2 separate regions of the Homo sapiens genome follow, and region 1 is linked to region 2. Evidence: read pairs that join two places in POLR2A ChIA-PET (ENCODE). Cell type or tissue: OCI-LY7. All regions are shown on one strand. Links, peaks and the distances in the headings refer to the core of each region. The heading gives the core; the rest is flanking DNA.

Region 1 (8,337 bases), core at 314-8,313, 170 kb after region 2:
TGAGTGAATCCTAATGTAAATAATAGAATTTGGGTAGCAATGATGTGTCATTGTTGGTTTATCGGTTGTAATGAATGTACCACTCTGAAACTAGCTGACACTAGAGAAGGTTGTATGCATGGCAGGGAGGGAGAATATAGGAACTATAGTTTCTGTTCAGCTTTGTTGTAAACCTAAAACTACTCTAAAAAACAAATTTTATTAATTAATAAGCAAAAACTGTTGTGACCCTGAGTTGGGCAAAGATTTCTTACATATGACATCAAAGGCACAGTACTCAAAGAAAAATTATAAGTTGATCCTCGCTGAAGTTAAAAATGTTTGTTCTTCTACAATGTTAAGAAAATGTGAAAGATAAGCAACAGATTGGGAGAACGTATTTGCAAATCCTTTATCTGATAAAGGACTTGTACACAGAATATATAAAGAATTTGCAAAACTCAGTAAGAAGTAAACAAAACCTCACTGAAAAACTGAGCAAAAAAGTTTGAACAGTCCTTTCATAAAAGAAAATATACACATGGCAAATAAGCACATGAAAATATGTTCAATATATCCCCTCCCCTTGAATCAGGGCAGAGCTTTGTGACTGCCTTGACCCATACAGTATGGTGAAAACAATGCCATGTCATTTTCAAGGCTAGATTGTTAAAATGCTAGACATTTCTGACTTGTTTTCTTGGAATGCTAGATTTTAGAGCCCAGCCACTATGTTGTAAAGAAGCCTAAGCAACCTACAGAGAGGCCTGTGTGGACAGAAAGTGAGGACCAAGGACCCACAGCCCAGGGTGAGCACCCAACCTACAGTCAGCACCAATGTGCCAAGCATATGAGTAGCTATCTTGAAAGTGGATCCTCCAGCCCCCAGTTGAGCTGCCACAGCTGATGCACATGGAACAGAAAAAACCTGCCCAAATTGCAGATCTGTAAACAAAATAAGCTGCTAAGTTTTGAAGTGGTCTCTTACTCAGTACTACATAACCTAGCCAAGACCACTAAGAGAAAGACAGACAACCTAATGGAAAAATGGAGAATGGACTTAAAATAGGTATTTCATGAAAGAGAAAGTCAATAAACACATGAAAAGGTGCTCAACCTCATAAATAATAAGGAAAATTCAAATTAAAACTACAGTGTAATGCCATTACACACCCACAAGTATGGTTAAGTATTTAAAAATCTGACAGTGCAAGTACTGGCAAGGTTGTGAGGCAAAGTCAACTCTCATGTGCTACTAATGGGAATAATAACGGATACAACTATTTTGGAAAAGAGTTTGGCAATATCTACAAAAGTTTCAGTTATACATACTCATGTACTCAGAAACTTCACTGCTAAGTCTGTTCCATACAGAGATTGTGACCATCTGCACCAGGAGGGAGATAGGTAAAAGAGGGCTCATCATAAAATTCTTCATAATAGTTAAACCTGGAAACAACTGAAAAGGCTATCAACAGAACAGATGAATAAATTGTGGTATATTCAGACCGTGGAATAATGCATAACAATTAAAAAACAAAGTACTAGGCCTGGTGTGGTGGCTCTCACCTGTAATCTCAACACTTTAGGAGGCTGAGATGAGGGATCACTTGAGGCCAGGAGTTCAAGACAAGCCTGGGCAACAGAGTGAGAGTTCATCTCTACAAAAATTTAAAAAATTAGCAAGGCATGGTGGTGCATGACTGTAATCCTAGCCATTTGGGAGACTAAGACAAGAAGACTGCTTGAGCCCAGGAGTTCCAGGCTGCAGTGAGCTATGATAACACTACTGCACTCCAGCCTGGGTGACAGAGCGAGACCCTGCCTCAAAACAGAAAAACAAAAACAAGATAAAGTATTGTACAGCTAAACACAATATGGAGAGAATATTAAAAGATAATACTGATCAAAAAATACATAGTCTACAATTTAATTAATGTAAAGTTAAAAAAAAGCAAAAACAAATTAATGCTAATAGACCTATAAGAAATACTACAGGAGTCTTTCAGGCTGAAATGAAAAAACACTAAGATGGTAATTCAACCCTACATGAAGAAATAAAATGCACCAATAAAGATAACTATATAGGTAAAAAATGAAAGACAGCATAACTGTAACTTTGTAACTTTTTTTCTTTTATCTGATTTAAAAGAAAATTGTATAAGCACAAATTATAAAATGTGTTGAGTGGCTTATAACATATGAAGATATAATTTGTATGACAATAATAGCACAAAGAAAAGGGAATAGAATTACATTGTAACAAATTTTTACACACTATGAAAATTGAATTGGCATTAATCTGAACTAAACTGCTTTAAATTAAAAAGTTGGTAATAACCCCCAAGGCAACTATTAATATCTTTAAATATATAAGAAACAAGAAGGGTATTAAAATAATACATTAGAAAATATATATTTAATATATTTAATGCCAAAGAGGCTGGGCACAGTGGCTTACACCTGTAATCCCAGCACTTTGGGAGGCTGAGGTGGGTGGATTGCTTGAGCTCAGACGTTCAAGACCAGCCTGGGCAACATGACAAAACCCCGTCTCTACTAAAAATACAAAAATTAGCTGGGCAGGTGGCACACACCTGTAGTCCTGGCTACTTGGGTGGTTGAGTTAGGAGAATCATTTAAGCCCAAGAGGTGGAGGCTGCAGTGAGCCAAGATCATACCACTGCATTCCAGCCTGGGCAACAGAGGAAGACCCTGTCTCAAAAACAAAACAAAACAGACAAAAAATACAAAAGAAGGCAGAAATGGAGGAATGTAAGAACAAAGAAGACATAAGACATGTAGAAAACAAAGAGGAGCATAGTATACATGAATCCTGCCTTGTGAGTAATTACATTAAATGGAAACAGATGAACTACTTCATGAAAAGGCAAAGGTTGTTAGAATGGAGGGGGAAAAAAAAAAAAAACCCATGATCCAACTATGTGCTGTCTACAAGAGACACACTTTAGACTTAAAGGCACAAATAGGTTAAAAGTGAAAGGATGGAGAAAGATATTTTGTTCAAACAATAACCAAAACAGAATTGAGGAAGCTATACTAATATCAGTCAAAATATCTGAATATGATCTTAAAAATGCATTAACACAAGAATAGCATTCACAAGTGTAGATATCTGTTAGACAACTTCTAGAGGATCTATGCACAAAATGTGGCCTAGCTACCTGTTTTTGGAAATATAATTTTATTGGAATACAGTCATGCTAATTTGTTTACATACTGTCTATGGCTGCTTTCATATTATAATGGCAGAGGTAAGTAGTTGTGATAGACATTATACTGCCATCAGAATAAAAAATACTAGTATGTGGCCTTTTACAGAAAAAGGATGCCAATTCTTGATCTAGTGTTTTAATGTCCATGTTGGGACATCAAATTAAAAAAAAAAAAAACTAATAGAAAGACTAGGCGGGGTGCAGTGGCTAATGCCTGTAATCCCAGCACTTTGGGAGGCTGAGGTAGGTGGATCACTTGAGGTCAGGAGTTTGAGACCAGCCTGGCCAACATGGTGAAACCCTGTCTCTATTAATAATACAAAAATTAACCAGGCGTGGTGGTGGGTCCCTGTAATCCCAGCCACTTGGGAGGCAAGGCAAGGAGAATCACTTGAACCTGGGAGGTGGAGCCGAGCTCATGCACTGCACTCCAGCCTGGGCGACAGAGTGAGAGTGCACAAAACAAACAAACAAACAACAACAAAAAAAAAACACCAAAGAAAAGAAAAAGAAAGAATAAAAAGGGCAATGAAATAATGAAGGACATGCAAATAATACCATTTAAAGAATGGTTTGTAACATTGGGTCTGTTTAGCCTAATTAAAAAAAAAAATACAGGGAATCGAAATTTTTATATCCTCTGAAAACTCTCCTATGGAAGAGGAATTAGATAAATTTGTAGCAGCTTCAAAAGAAATTAACTGAGACTAACATGTAGAAGTTTACAAGGAACTGTTGGAAACTCGAGGTGTTTGAAGAGGAATGAGCTGCCTTACAAAATAGTGAACTTTTCATCAAAGTAAGTCAAAGTAGAATGTCCACTTGTCAGGATAGTATAAAAAGGTATTTATGCAATGAGTAGGTAACTGCCTAAAGGACTAAAGGTTCTAAAAATCCCTTCTAAATCTGTCTCTTAGCAATACAGAAAGGACTTTCAGCCATTTCCTGAAATCTGTGGCAAAGGTAATTAAAAACTAAGACAGCTAAGTATTTCTTCCCACTTTTGTTAATTCCTTGAATGCAAAAGACAGAAGGAAAACAAAGTTGTCTCTTTGTCTCTGTCTTATGAGAGGCAAGAAGAGGGAAATAAATAGTACTTCTAATGATTAAAAGGTGATTATATTTAAGATGTCTTTCCTTTCAAACTTTGGGTTTTTAGTACTGGAATAGGGAAGTTAGTAGAAGGCAGCCAGGGGACAAAGGGATGAGTACCAATTCATTCTCTCTTCTTGTAGAGGATTCCTGTGTTCAACAATTCAGCAAACATTTATTGTTAATATCAAAGCATAGTAGTCTCTCCTTATCCACAGGGGATACGTTCCAAGACCCCCAGTGCATGCCTGAAAGTGTGGCTAGTACTGAACCCTATACACACTATGTTTTTCCTACACATACAAACCTAAGATAAGGTAATTTATAAATTAGGCACAGAGATTAACAAAAAATAATAATAGAACAATTATAACAATATACTGCAATAAAAGTTATGTGAACGTGGTCTTTCTCAAAATATCTTACTGTAATGAACTCATCTATTTTCAGACAGTGATTGACTATGGGAAATTGAAATCATGCAAAGCAAAACCCCGGATGAACTACTGCATGCACTAAAGTAAGCATAATGCACTGAAGTACTATGTCAGCCAAGGATTACGTATAATTTTATAATAATGTTTAATTTATACACCCTAACTTTCCTGAGCCCCACCTTTTTCAATCCTGACTCCCTCCGCATCTAGATAAGAACGTTTCCTTCCTCCTTGAAACTTTCCATTTCCCAACTAGTACCTCCAGTCAATACATATTTATACACACCCTTCCAAAAAACAGCACTCATCTTCCTGTTGACTTGTAGTTTGTTTGTATCCTATGGTAAAATTCAGTGAGCGAGTCAATGTGCGGAATTTATTGTATAAGTATTACATTTTCTCTATGAGGACATGGAACTAGTGACCAAATAAAGCTTCATTAAAAACACCAAGGGAGGAAAAATGGCACCAGAAATTACTAGCAAACCAGGAATAATGACTGCACTTAGAAAAACTGAACAGTGAAAACAGCGTTAAAAACATCACTTCAGAGGTTTCACTTCTGCAATGGCAGTGTGAGGAGCTCCATGGACATCCTCCTCACTGAAGCAAGTATAACTGGTGAAAATTATTTTTTAAAATCCAACCATTTATACAGACTATGGAAAATCTAAGGGCATACAGTAAATGAAGAAACATTTATTCATTGAAATCTAAAACTTCATAAGAATAGTGAGAGTCTAAGACACTTAAATCATGACCTGCTTCCTGCCTCTCCCCTTCTCTTCTTGCTTAGCTGGATGGAGGCTTCACTACAGGTGAATGTGGTCAAGAAGAGGAGCTCCCTATGAGCTCTTAATCAAGGGATAAGATATCGTACCAGGAGGGGTAGAAAGCATTTCTTATCCCCTCCACGTGTGAGGTACAGAAGCTAAATTCCTGGTGACTGTGGCCAAAAGGTCACGATCTTCCTTCCTCCACCCAATCCCAACGCACAGAGTAGAGGATCTACCCTAGGTGTGACAGGCAAAGAATCCTCGGCACCCCAAATGCCTTCAATCCAGCTGACTCATAAGGTAAAGGTTCCACCTGGAAAGACAAAGCCAATAAGGGCAGAGGCTACCATTTCCGCCCCCTGGCTGGAGCAGTAGCTCAGAGAGTTTGACCAGGGGGAGAGAGAGTCCACAAAAACAGGGAAAGGAAAATCTGAATCTTCCCCCACAAGAAACTGACTTTATTTGGAACACAGTGCAGGGAAATTCAAGCCTAATGGAGATTTTGGTAGCAAGTAATAAAAAGGCTGGTAGCTCTATTACAGCTGTATGCTAAACCATAGGCCAGCTAGTTTACCATAGAGAACCAGGGAAACAGCCAACAAGAGCACTTCTGGGGTCAGAACAAACCTCAAGTACTGGATTCAAAAAGTATCCCTGACCAAATTTAATTGAACCAGAGTGCTGAGCAACTTATCCCCAGGGCATTGCCAAAAAGAACAGAGCAATCAACAACTAGAGCCTACCAGCCGAGTATGATACCAAACAGCACAGATAGCTTAACAGAGATCAAGGAGAGAGTCAAGGAAAGGTTGGTTAAAATTATCATCCTAAGAGTGACTGTACACACACGTAAAGGCTGTTGCCTCTGAGGAGTAACATCAGCGACTTCACACTGTGAGGAGACACAGACTTCAAGAAATGAACCTAGCCAAGTTACTAAACAAGCAAACAACAATAAAAAAAAGGATAAAAAACGAGGCCTGGAGGAGAATTAATATAAAGAACTGGTATAATACATTAAATTAAAATATCCGGTTTTTAACAAAGAAGTATAAGATGTGCAAAAAAACAGGAAAATGTGGCCCACACACAGGGAGAAAAAGCAGACAACAGAAGCTGCCTGTGAGAGGATCCAGATTTCAAATGTAGTGGGCAAAGCCTTCAAAGTAGCCATTTTACATGTGCTCAAAGATGCAAAAAAAAAAAAAAAAAAAGGGATGATGACAATGTCTCAACAAATAGAGAATATCAATAAGAGATAAAAAGGATTTTTAAAAACCAAGTAAGAATTCTGGATTTGAAATGTACAATAACTGAAACAAAAAATTCACTAGATAGCTCAAGAGTAAACCTGAAATTGCAGAAGAAAAAGTCAGCAAACTTTAAGAGAGATCAGTTGAAATTATGCAATCCAAAGAACAGAGGTAAAGGGCAAGATAAAAAATGAGCAGAGTGTCAAAGAAATGTTGTACACCTTTAATCAGAATAATATATATATATTGGGAGTACCAGAAGGAGGGGAACTAAAAGGAGTAGAAAAAAAGTTAGAAAAAAATGACTGAAAACTCTCCAAATTTGATGAAAAACAATGGACTATACATTCAAGAAGCTCAACAAAATCCAAGTAGGATATATGTTTTAAAAAATCCACACCCATAAATCATAGCAGAAATGCTGAAAACTGAAGATAAAGAGAAAATTTTAAATCAATAAGAGAACAACTCTTCATTTAAAAGGGAGCCACAATAAAATTAAGAGCTGACTTCTAATCAGAAACAGTGGAGGCCAGAGGCAGTGGGATTACATATTCAAAGTGCTGAAAGAAAAAAAAAAATCGAACCCGGAGTCTGATATCCAGCAAAACTATCTTTCAAAAATTATGGAAAAATAAAGACATTCCCAGATAAACAAAAACTGGGAGCATCAGTAGCTAGCAGACATGCCTTAAAAGAATTACTAAAGGAGGTTCTTTAAGCCAAAAGCAAATCTCTCTGGGTGATAACTCAAATTGAAAAAAGAATGAGCACTGGCAAAGGTAATTATGTAACTAGAAAAAACAGTTTAGAGACACATATCTTTTCTAAACTGATTTTAAAAGCAATTGTATAAAAAAGTATATAATTGTATTGTTGGGCCTATAACATATAGAAATGCAATATATTTGGCAGTAACAGCAAAAGAATGCAGGTGGAAAGAAAGCTATATTGGATTAAGGAAATGACTCCAGATGGTAACTCAAATCTACAAGAACAAATGAAGAGAGCCAGAAATAGTAATTAAGAAAGTTAATATAACAAACTCTTGCTCTTCCTTCTTTTCTGAGCTTCTTCAAAAGGTATAAAATTACATAAAACAATAATTATACCAATGTATTTTTGTGTTTGTAACATATACAGATGAAATATGTGTAACAATTACAGCATAAAAAGGGGAAAATGGTATAGAATTGACAACATTTCTGTATCTCAGTGAAATAAAATAAGTCTACATCTGAAACACTGATACATTAAGTAAGCCCTATAACAACCACTAAGGAAATCATAACAAAAATAGAGAAAAATCATTAAAGAAATAAAAAATGCTATACTAGAAAATATTCATTTGATACAAAGGAAAGCAGTAAAAAAGGAATTTAAAAAAAAACAAAACAACTTGAGACATATAGAAGACAAAATATAAAATGGCAGATAGGAATGCAACCGTATCAGTAACATTAAATGTGAATGGACTGAATAATCCAATCAAAAGGCATATATTGACAGCATGGATACAAAAAAGAAAAACCAACTATATGCTATCTACAAGAGGTATTTTAGA
Region 2 (8,337 bases), core at 6-8,005:
AAATGTTTAAAATATAGTTACAAGGCATGGCATGGGCTCATTGAAGGGTGTTTGCCTTGACCCCGGAACCAAATCCAGCCCTCCCTAGTAAAAGGTTTCCATTAGGGATCAAGTTAGCTAGCAAGTCCCTCTTAACATTGTTGAGTTGTGAGGAAGCTACTAATGGCATGGTAAGTGTGATTTGCACAAAATGAAGGATAAAACAATACAAGAAATCATTATGTGGTTTTCCAAATCTCAATCCTTTTCCAGACATCAATCTGACATGGCACTTGTGCCAAAGGCATAATTGGAGGTGTGTGAGCCCTTCTCACAATATGCTCTTGAGGGATTCCAAGTCTTCTGGCACATTTTAATAATTTAATGGGAATGGTAACTCCATATGTCCAAACACTAGGGCAGAGTAACAGAGATACCAGGAGATTTGAAAAAAAATCTTTTCACCCTTGCAATACCATAAATAATTTCCTTGCCTGGTGTGAATTCTTTCTCTGACCTCTTGCATTTATGCAATGCCTGGGAGGCCTTTCCTGCTAAGCCCGCCCCCACATTGTTGCTCTCAGCTTTTTGCCCACAGTGAGCACTGTGCTAATTGGGTAGATTTGGGAGCTGCTTCTTAAGAAGTATCACGGCCGTCTATGTAGGTGTGTGTCCCAGCTCCTCTGGTAGTGCTCTGTGCTCTCTGTCAGGGAAGGGCTCGTATCCAGCATGTAATGAATACTCAATAAGTTGCCTTAAATTTAACCACAGAACACAGACACTCTGACAAGGGGATTATTTTTAGTTTCATTTTCTAGATAGAAGAACAGTGGTTTTCTTCATATTGAAGTCTAAGTTCATCAATCAAAGTGCCAGAAATGAAGCTGATGCATTTCCATCACTATCCTGAAATGCAGATGGAGCATTTCAGTAGAGGGAAATTTCAAAAGCTTTATTTGTCAAGACCTGTTGATATTCTGAAAGCAGAAACCCTGTAAGACTAAAACCTACTCTAAGGTATTCTAAGAATGCCTAGCCAGAACTGGAATTGGCAAGCTTTTTCTTTCTAGAATCTAGCCCCTTTGAGATGTTAGGTCTTCTGAGAGTTTCAGAAAGTTTTAACATAATTTCAACTTTTATCTTAGGGTAACCTCAACTGATGAAACATACATTTGAACCTCCTGGAATTTTTATTTTATGTGCCACTTACTTTAAATTATACAAAACCTTCACTGTCTTCCAGTATTCACTTCTCTTTTAACTTTCTTTTCTCAACTTGAGATATCAGGAAACGCCACCATGTCATATTTTCTTTTCTTACATTTTTGAACATCTAATTCCTTTTTTCCTTTCCGTCCTCCTCATCAATGTGGTCTAGTCTTATAGGGAACTTTTCTCTCCAATCACAATCCCCTCCTCTTCCACTTCTCGCTTAGCTACTCTTCCCACACCCCAAAAAGACTCTCGCTTTGTGATTCCAGTCCTGGAATTCTTTCCCTATTAGTGTCCTCTTCACTTCACTGCTTCCCTACCCCATGGAGCTCTCATGAGCCATCCCTTTAACCATTCTCTTCAGTATCTCAGTTCCCTTGCCCCTCATTGGCCTGGCAAATCCCCAAACTTCAATGAGTTCATCTTCATATCTCCCTGTCTGAGCCCAGGCTATCTCTCCTGGAGAGAGATCACAACTCTGCCATGGATGCCATTCCAACTCTGTGACCCCAAGTACTGGTCCCTCCAGGCTGGTCCCAGCAGTCCTCCTGGGTTTCCTTCTCATATTCCTCCTCATCTGCTTTTTTTTTTTTTTTCTTTTTTGAGACAGGCTCTTACTCTGTCACCCAGACTGAGCTCATTGGAGCCTCAGCTCATTGCAGCCTCAACTTCCCAGGCTCAGATGATCCTCTCACCACCTCAGCCTCCCCAGTAGCTGGGACTACAGGTGTGTGCCACCATGCCCAGCTAATTTTTGTATTTTTTGTAGAGATAAAATTTTGCCATGTTGCCCAGGATGGAATGAAACTCCTGGGCTCAAGCAATCCTCCCGCCTCGGCCTCCCAAAGTGCTGGGATTATAGCCATGAGCCACTGCACCTGGCCTTACCTCATTCTTTTTAGCTCCTCATTCAATTCTACAGTGAGGAAGCACCAACACTTACTAAACTACTTCCTTTTTATTAAACTTCATTTTCTGTTATTACAAAGAATGTGCTAATGAGATGCTTATGCATTTATTTTTGTTTATATATCTAAGTATTTCTGTAGGATACATAGAAATTTTTAGGTAAAGTGGCTTGAAATTTTTAGGTATAGGAGTTTTATACTTTTTGCTTGTAAATATATTTAAACATGTGCAAACTTTTATGTATTAAAATAGGCAAAATACGTAAAACCTTAATTCACGGAACAGCAAATCTGAACCAATGAACATATATAAAGATACTCAAGCTCACTTATAGCCAGGAAAATAAAAATTAAACATTGCAATATCACTTTATAGCTACTAAACTGTCAAAAATCTAAAAGACCAATACAACCTATTACTGGTAGAAATATGGGAGAAAGAGTTGCTTTTTTGGGGGGGGGACGGGGGGGAAACAATCTGGCAGCATCTACTAAAATTTAAAAAACATATATAGACTTCAACCGACAAACCTACTAACTCTTAGAGTTCAATCCTATAAAATAGAAGGCCAAAAGGTCGGAATATATAGACAAAGATATCTTTGGGAATATTCATTTCTTCCTGCAAATATTTATTAAGTTCGGACTATATTGCCATCACTTCACAGATGAACAAGGCACAGGCCCTGCCCTTAAGTTACTCACAGCCTGTCTGGAGACAGATGAGTACACAAGCAACTGGAGTTCATGAGCGAGGTGTCTAGAAGCAATCTGGGCCTGGGATGGAAGGCTGCAAAGACTTCACTGAAAAGCAAATTTGCAAGACTGTAAAATACAACATGCTTCCAAGGCCTTGGATTAAGTTGTGTGGTCCAGGATAGCTGAACAGAGTAAAGATACCTGGATATAGGGAAAAGATAACCCATAAACTTTTCACGAAACAAAATTGTGTTAATAAAAGTCACAGGTACTCTAGTTACTCTAGTGGCAGTGGAGACAGAATATGAGATACACAATGAAAAAAGAACTTACTTTTTAGGAAGAGAATTAAAAGAGTCTATTATTAAATGGTAGCCAAAATGCTGTTTTTCTCGTATACCTGGCACAGAACCTACTCTTGAAAGCTATGTGTTGAATCAATAAAGTATGACATGGGAACAGCATATAAAAAGGTTTAGCTCAGATAAACTTGAATTCAGTCAATAATCTCACCTATTTAAGATTTTTCCTTGAATAGACTTTTTTCCTTCCTTCCTTCCTCCCTCCCTTTTCCCTACCATTTTTCAGGCGAAAGAAAGACTGGTCAAATAGGGGTTCTAAATCCTGTTAACCTCACTTTAACCCTGTTATTTCACCATTTAATGACAAGGCAAAACCATCAGCTCTTAAATCATGAACTTTAAATGCCAAAAACAGTGTTGAGAAATTTTTAAAATATGAGTGTTATATAGAAAAAGAATGACTAACACTAAAAGCAAACAAAACAGGCAGTTCATTAGAAACCGGTAATATAGAATAGCCCCGATTTTGTACCTAACAGATCTCGGAAAGGGACTGACAGCCCACAGAGAAACAAGAGCAGCACATCAAGACGAAGGCACATTTTCTTCCCAACTGCTGTCATTTAAGGAAAACCCATGAGCGTGAGTTCTCTTATGGGAGGGTAGCGACCTCCATGAAATCATGAGAACATTCCCCCAGTCTAAGTGCTGCCTGGCTTTACTCCCACATCAACAGCAAAACAACTGCATAGCAACCTACATTTGCCCATTTCCTCACTCATTAATGTTTGTCCAGAGGAAACACCCCTGCCAGTCCCTGTCTGCTTTGTAAAGTATGTCAAACAGGAGTTGAGTGTGTACGCCAGATTGGGAAGTGACACATGCTGGCATTTCTCAGCGCATGCGGCTCCCCACTCGGCTTTCTGGAGCTCTGCCTTTTGGCGACAGAGCAGCTAGAGCTCCTCTCCCCTCCCCCATTTCCTCTCATAAAGATAACCAGTAACAACAATTGGCGTGTGTGTGTGTGTGTGTGTGTGTGAGAGAGAGAGAGAGAGAGAGAGAGAGCGCTCCCAGTTGGCCAAGTACCCTTTACATCCAGTGACCTGTTTTACGAATAATAGGAAAGACTTTCCAGCTTATTTTCTGCATTCTCAGGAGTACGCAGAGTTCACAGTAAATGCAGAGTAACAGTCATTTCTAAAACAAAGATAAAACACTCCAAATGCTGCTCTGCAAAGACCATTTGCCATCTGTTCCTTTCCCCCTGACAGGGCTGCTTATCAGGACTCCAGCAAGGACACCATCATAGCAATCTAGATCCGAGTACTTTTCCTCTGTTGCAGGGGGTGTTTCCTTGAACTTTCCCATCTGCTTCTAAGCAAGAGGTATAAAATATTATCTATAAAATAAGACTAGCAAATGACTCACAGTGAATAAAAATAAATCAGGGTGTAGTTTGTCATCATCTTTAAGAGAAAAAAAAAGGAAAATGCTCCACAATTGGAGAAACAACTCACTTTTTCAAACCTCCTCAAGGAACGTCTTCAAATGATAGGCAGGAAATGGGTATGTGGGGGTTAAGTTAAGCTCAAGTAAACTCAAGTGGCAAGAGCATGATCCAGCCCCATCATACATATTCATAAGAGGCAACCTGAGCTTCCGTGTAAAACCACAGTGTGACTGTATTTCCTGCACACACTTTGCATCCCACACAGCCCGGACACACTGCAGCACTGGAGGGGCACAATGCCTTGCTTTAAAACATGGCTCAGAAGAACCATAATTGTTCATTGACAACTTAACCTACACATTGACTGGATGTTCTCCATAGGCCTTATGACAGCTCAAGAAGTATCTGTCAGGATGCAGTTTGAAAGACATCATTGTGCAAGTGTGAATCTCAAGGCTTCGGCTGCTAAGAAGCAAAAATGGAATATGGTTATTTGTTTTCAATAAAGCATTGGGCATTTATTACTAATACTCTAATGGAGAAACAGGTCAGTCTAACCAACATGGGAAGATGATAACACTCTATATACTGCTTCTCTTCTCAACAGACTTTCTACAACAAAATACCCATAGTTTCAGCTGCCAGAAAATATAAACCAAAGGCCTTGTTTCAGTGGGATTTGGGGTGGCATCGATAGTATAGTGGTAAACATAACTGCTTTTCAGTAGAATTTGGGAAGGCATGTACTGGGTTTTTCTTCATTCACTCAACAAATATTTATTAAGTGCCACGATGTGCCAAGTACTGCCCTGGGCACTTGGAAAAACCACAATGAACAAAACACAAAAGTCCCTGCATCATGAAGGCTATGATCGCGGAGTGTTTCAGACTGCCATGCTCCTCCAGAGAGAAAGAACACCTTATCATGTGCCTGTCATTAAAGGGCCTGGACCTTTTTCTTCAATTTCTTTCAAATGCCCTCGATGACTCTGTCAATGAAGTTTGTATGTGTGCCCATATGTGCTGTTTGAAAGAAGGAAGAGAGAGGGAAAGAAAGCAACACTGAAACACGATTCAAAAAGTGATAGAAAGATTTACCTTTATGATTGGGAAAGCCACAAAGACATGAGTACTGGGAAACACAAAAGAACACTAGTGCAGATGGAAAAATCTATTTGTTTTATTAGGAAGATGGAAAATATTATCAAGATGTCAACTCTTGGCCAGGCACAGTGGTTCACACCTGTAATCCAGCACTTTGGGAGCCCAAGGCAGATGTATCATCTGAGGTCAGGAGTTCGAGACCAGCCTGACCAACATGGTGAAACCCTGTCTCTACTAAAAAAAAAATACAAAAAAATTAGCGGGGGGGTTTGGTGGCACATGCCTGTAATCACAGCTACTTGGGAGGCTGAGGCAGGAGAATCACTTGAACCTGGGAGGCAGAGGTTGCTGTGAGCTGAGATCGCGCCATTGCACTCCAGCCTGGGCAACGAGGGCGAAACTCTGTTTCAAAAATGAAAAAAGATGTCAACTCTCATGATTTAAGCTATAAATTTGATATATGACAAAAAAATTCATAATGGTCTTGTGAACTAAGTTGATTCAAAGCACAAAGAAAAATCTGAGGGGGAAAAGTCTAATGAGGGAGGAACTAGCTCTACCAGATGCTGAAATATAAAGCTTTGATAACTGAAAGTGTATGCTAACTCATAAATAGACAAAACGGTGGAACTGAATGAAACACCGGGAAATAATTCCAAATCCATTTGGGAATTAAATATCTGATCAACATGCCACATTGCCCATAGGTCTGTTGACCTCAGCAGCATTGTCAGTCATGCAGTGTGGTCCTTCACCTCCTTCTCATTAGGAGGCTTGGAGCTAACCAGAGGTTGTGGGTTCAGGAGTAAGAAAGAACACTGGGCTTAGATGGCTAGACACCAGAGCACCAATCTTGCTCTACCACCTGTAACTTGGTGACCTTGTGTTGAGCTTTGGTTTCATTGTCTATAATATGAGGATAATGAAATCCATTGCCAAGCTTTATTGTGGGGATAAGTTTATATAATATATGAATCTACCTAACAAATATCAACTATTTAACAAAATAAACATATTCTAATTGAATAGCTTAACGGGCATCTTAACTCCAGGTTGACAGTTTCACAATTTGTCTGTCTGCAGACAGAAATTGCTTTTTAAAAATCTCAAATCCTTTTTTTTTTTTTTTTGCCATTCAACATGTAAATAAGATTTAGAAAAAAGAATTATTTTAAAGCTCAGATTTAGAGTCAATGATTTCCTTACAGAGGAAAGTCTTTATAAATAAGATCAAGTTGTTGAGTGGGTGGATGAAATCCAGCAAGAGAAGTTTCAGTTACATAGCACAGGAAAGGATCTTCTTTTTTTTTTTTTTTTTTGAGACGGAGTCTCACTCTGTTGCCCGGGCTGGAGTGCAGTGGCATGGTCTCAGCTCACTGCAAGCTCCGCCTCCCGGGTTCACGCCATTCTCCTGCCTCAGCCTCCCGAGTAGCTGAGACTACAGGCGCCTGCCACCACGCCCAGCTAATTTTTTTGTGTTTTTAGTAGAGATGGGGTTTCACCATGTTAGCCAGGATGGTCTCGATCTCCTGACCTCGTGATCCGCCCGCCTCGGCCTCCCAAAGTGTTGGGATTACAGGCGTGAGCCACCGCGCCCAGCCCAGGAAAGGATCTTTTAACTTCTGTGTTTTAAAGGAAGATGTGGAGCTTTTTAAAGATGACGCTGCACTAAGCATGAGCTGATGGAAACCTGTCCTGTGTGTAGAGAGCACCCAAGGTTCGGGTGTTGTGCCAAAATGGAGACCTTACTCTTGGACAAAAGAAGCTTGAACAATTTATGGTGAGGGTAGAAGTACAAACAAAATTCCATGTAATTTTTTAATTTCCACCTTTGGTTATATTGTACAATTCAGTGCCTAAGGGATCAAAGGATGTTGAAGAGAGTTTTGGGAAATCACATATACTCTTGGGAAACTTCATGACAAAGGGCAATCTTGGGCAGTGTTGGAAAGGGACGAAGTGGATCACTTGGTGGAAAGTGGCAGGCAGAAGAGTATGTGGATGCCTCAGAAGTGGATGTGGTTAAAGGATGGAACAATGAAGGGTTTGATGGCTGCAATAAGGCGTACAAGACAATGAGATGAGTAATAAGCTGACAGAATGCTTGCTGAATAATCCTGATTTAAATTTGTCAGGCAAGTGATGAAAAGAATGTTTGCTGCTGGCCAGGATGGTCTGACCGAGAAAGCTAGACACAAGAGACAAATAAGGCTATTTCCATTGTCTAACTAACAATGCTTAGGTCCAAGCTGGTCTGAACCTGTGAGAACAGAGACAGTGCACAGCTTTGAAAATCCTGTAGGACAAGGAATCATGGAATTGGTGATTTTTCTGGACAAAATGATAGAGGAAAAGGTTTAACAAGGTTAGGATCATAGAAAGCTGACAGGAGGATGGAGCCATTGTCAACAAAGAGAACTTCAGACCTGCTAAGCGTTTGTAAGGAGCACAAGGAGAGAAAATAAACCCAATTTTGGCTGCATTTGGCTGTGGATGACAACCAGCATAACAACCCAATCTCCATCAGAAACGGAATCAAGACTTTAAATATAATAAATTCAGAATTCTTAGCAAAAAGAATATTGTGCTGTTTCTTTTGTTATGGGGCTAAAATTGTTCCCATTTATGATAGGCACAAAATATACTTATGAAAGTCATGCTTATCACTGACCTACATCTTCTG

What was found. ChIA-PET counts read pairs that join two places held together with the same protein. Peaks named below come from ENCODE experiments on the same cell type or tissue, not always from the same donor. Only the 100,000 strongest peaks of a DNase experiment are listed, where the experiment ranks them.
Region 1: POLR2A ChIA-PET joins it to region 2 with 10 read pairs; 11 of 35 experiments call an interaction of 5 or more read pairs at or near these places.

What each region holds. Positions count from the first base shown.
Region 1 is chr6:118,876,355-118,884,691 of GRCh38, forward strand. The region is part of intron 8 of MCM9 (minichromosome maintenance 9 homologous recombination repair factor); the gene reads right to left. Among named protein-coding and RNA genes, the nearest start is that of ASF1A, 14 kb to the right of the region's middle. In OCI-LY7, for the core only: no CTCF peak of the experiment used is centred there; a DNase peak (open chromatin) is centred at 5,287; H3K4me3 peaks cover 993 bases; H3K27ac peaks cover 1,586 bases.
Region 2 is chr6:118,705,419-118,713,755 of GRCh38, forward strand. It overlaps a transcript of CEP85L not described here. Among named protein-coding and RNA genes, the nearest start is that of CEP85L, 58 kb to the left of the region's middle. RefSeq lists silencers at 468-762, 4,660-4,709. In OCI-LY7, for the core only: a CTCF peak has its summit at 4,132; DNase peaks (open chromatin) are centred at 4,073, 4,403 and 4,733; H3K4me3 peaks cover 4,314 bases; H3K27ac peaks cover 2,743 bases.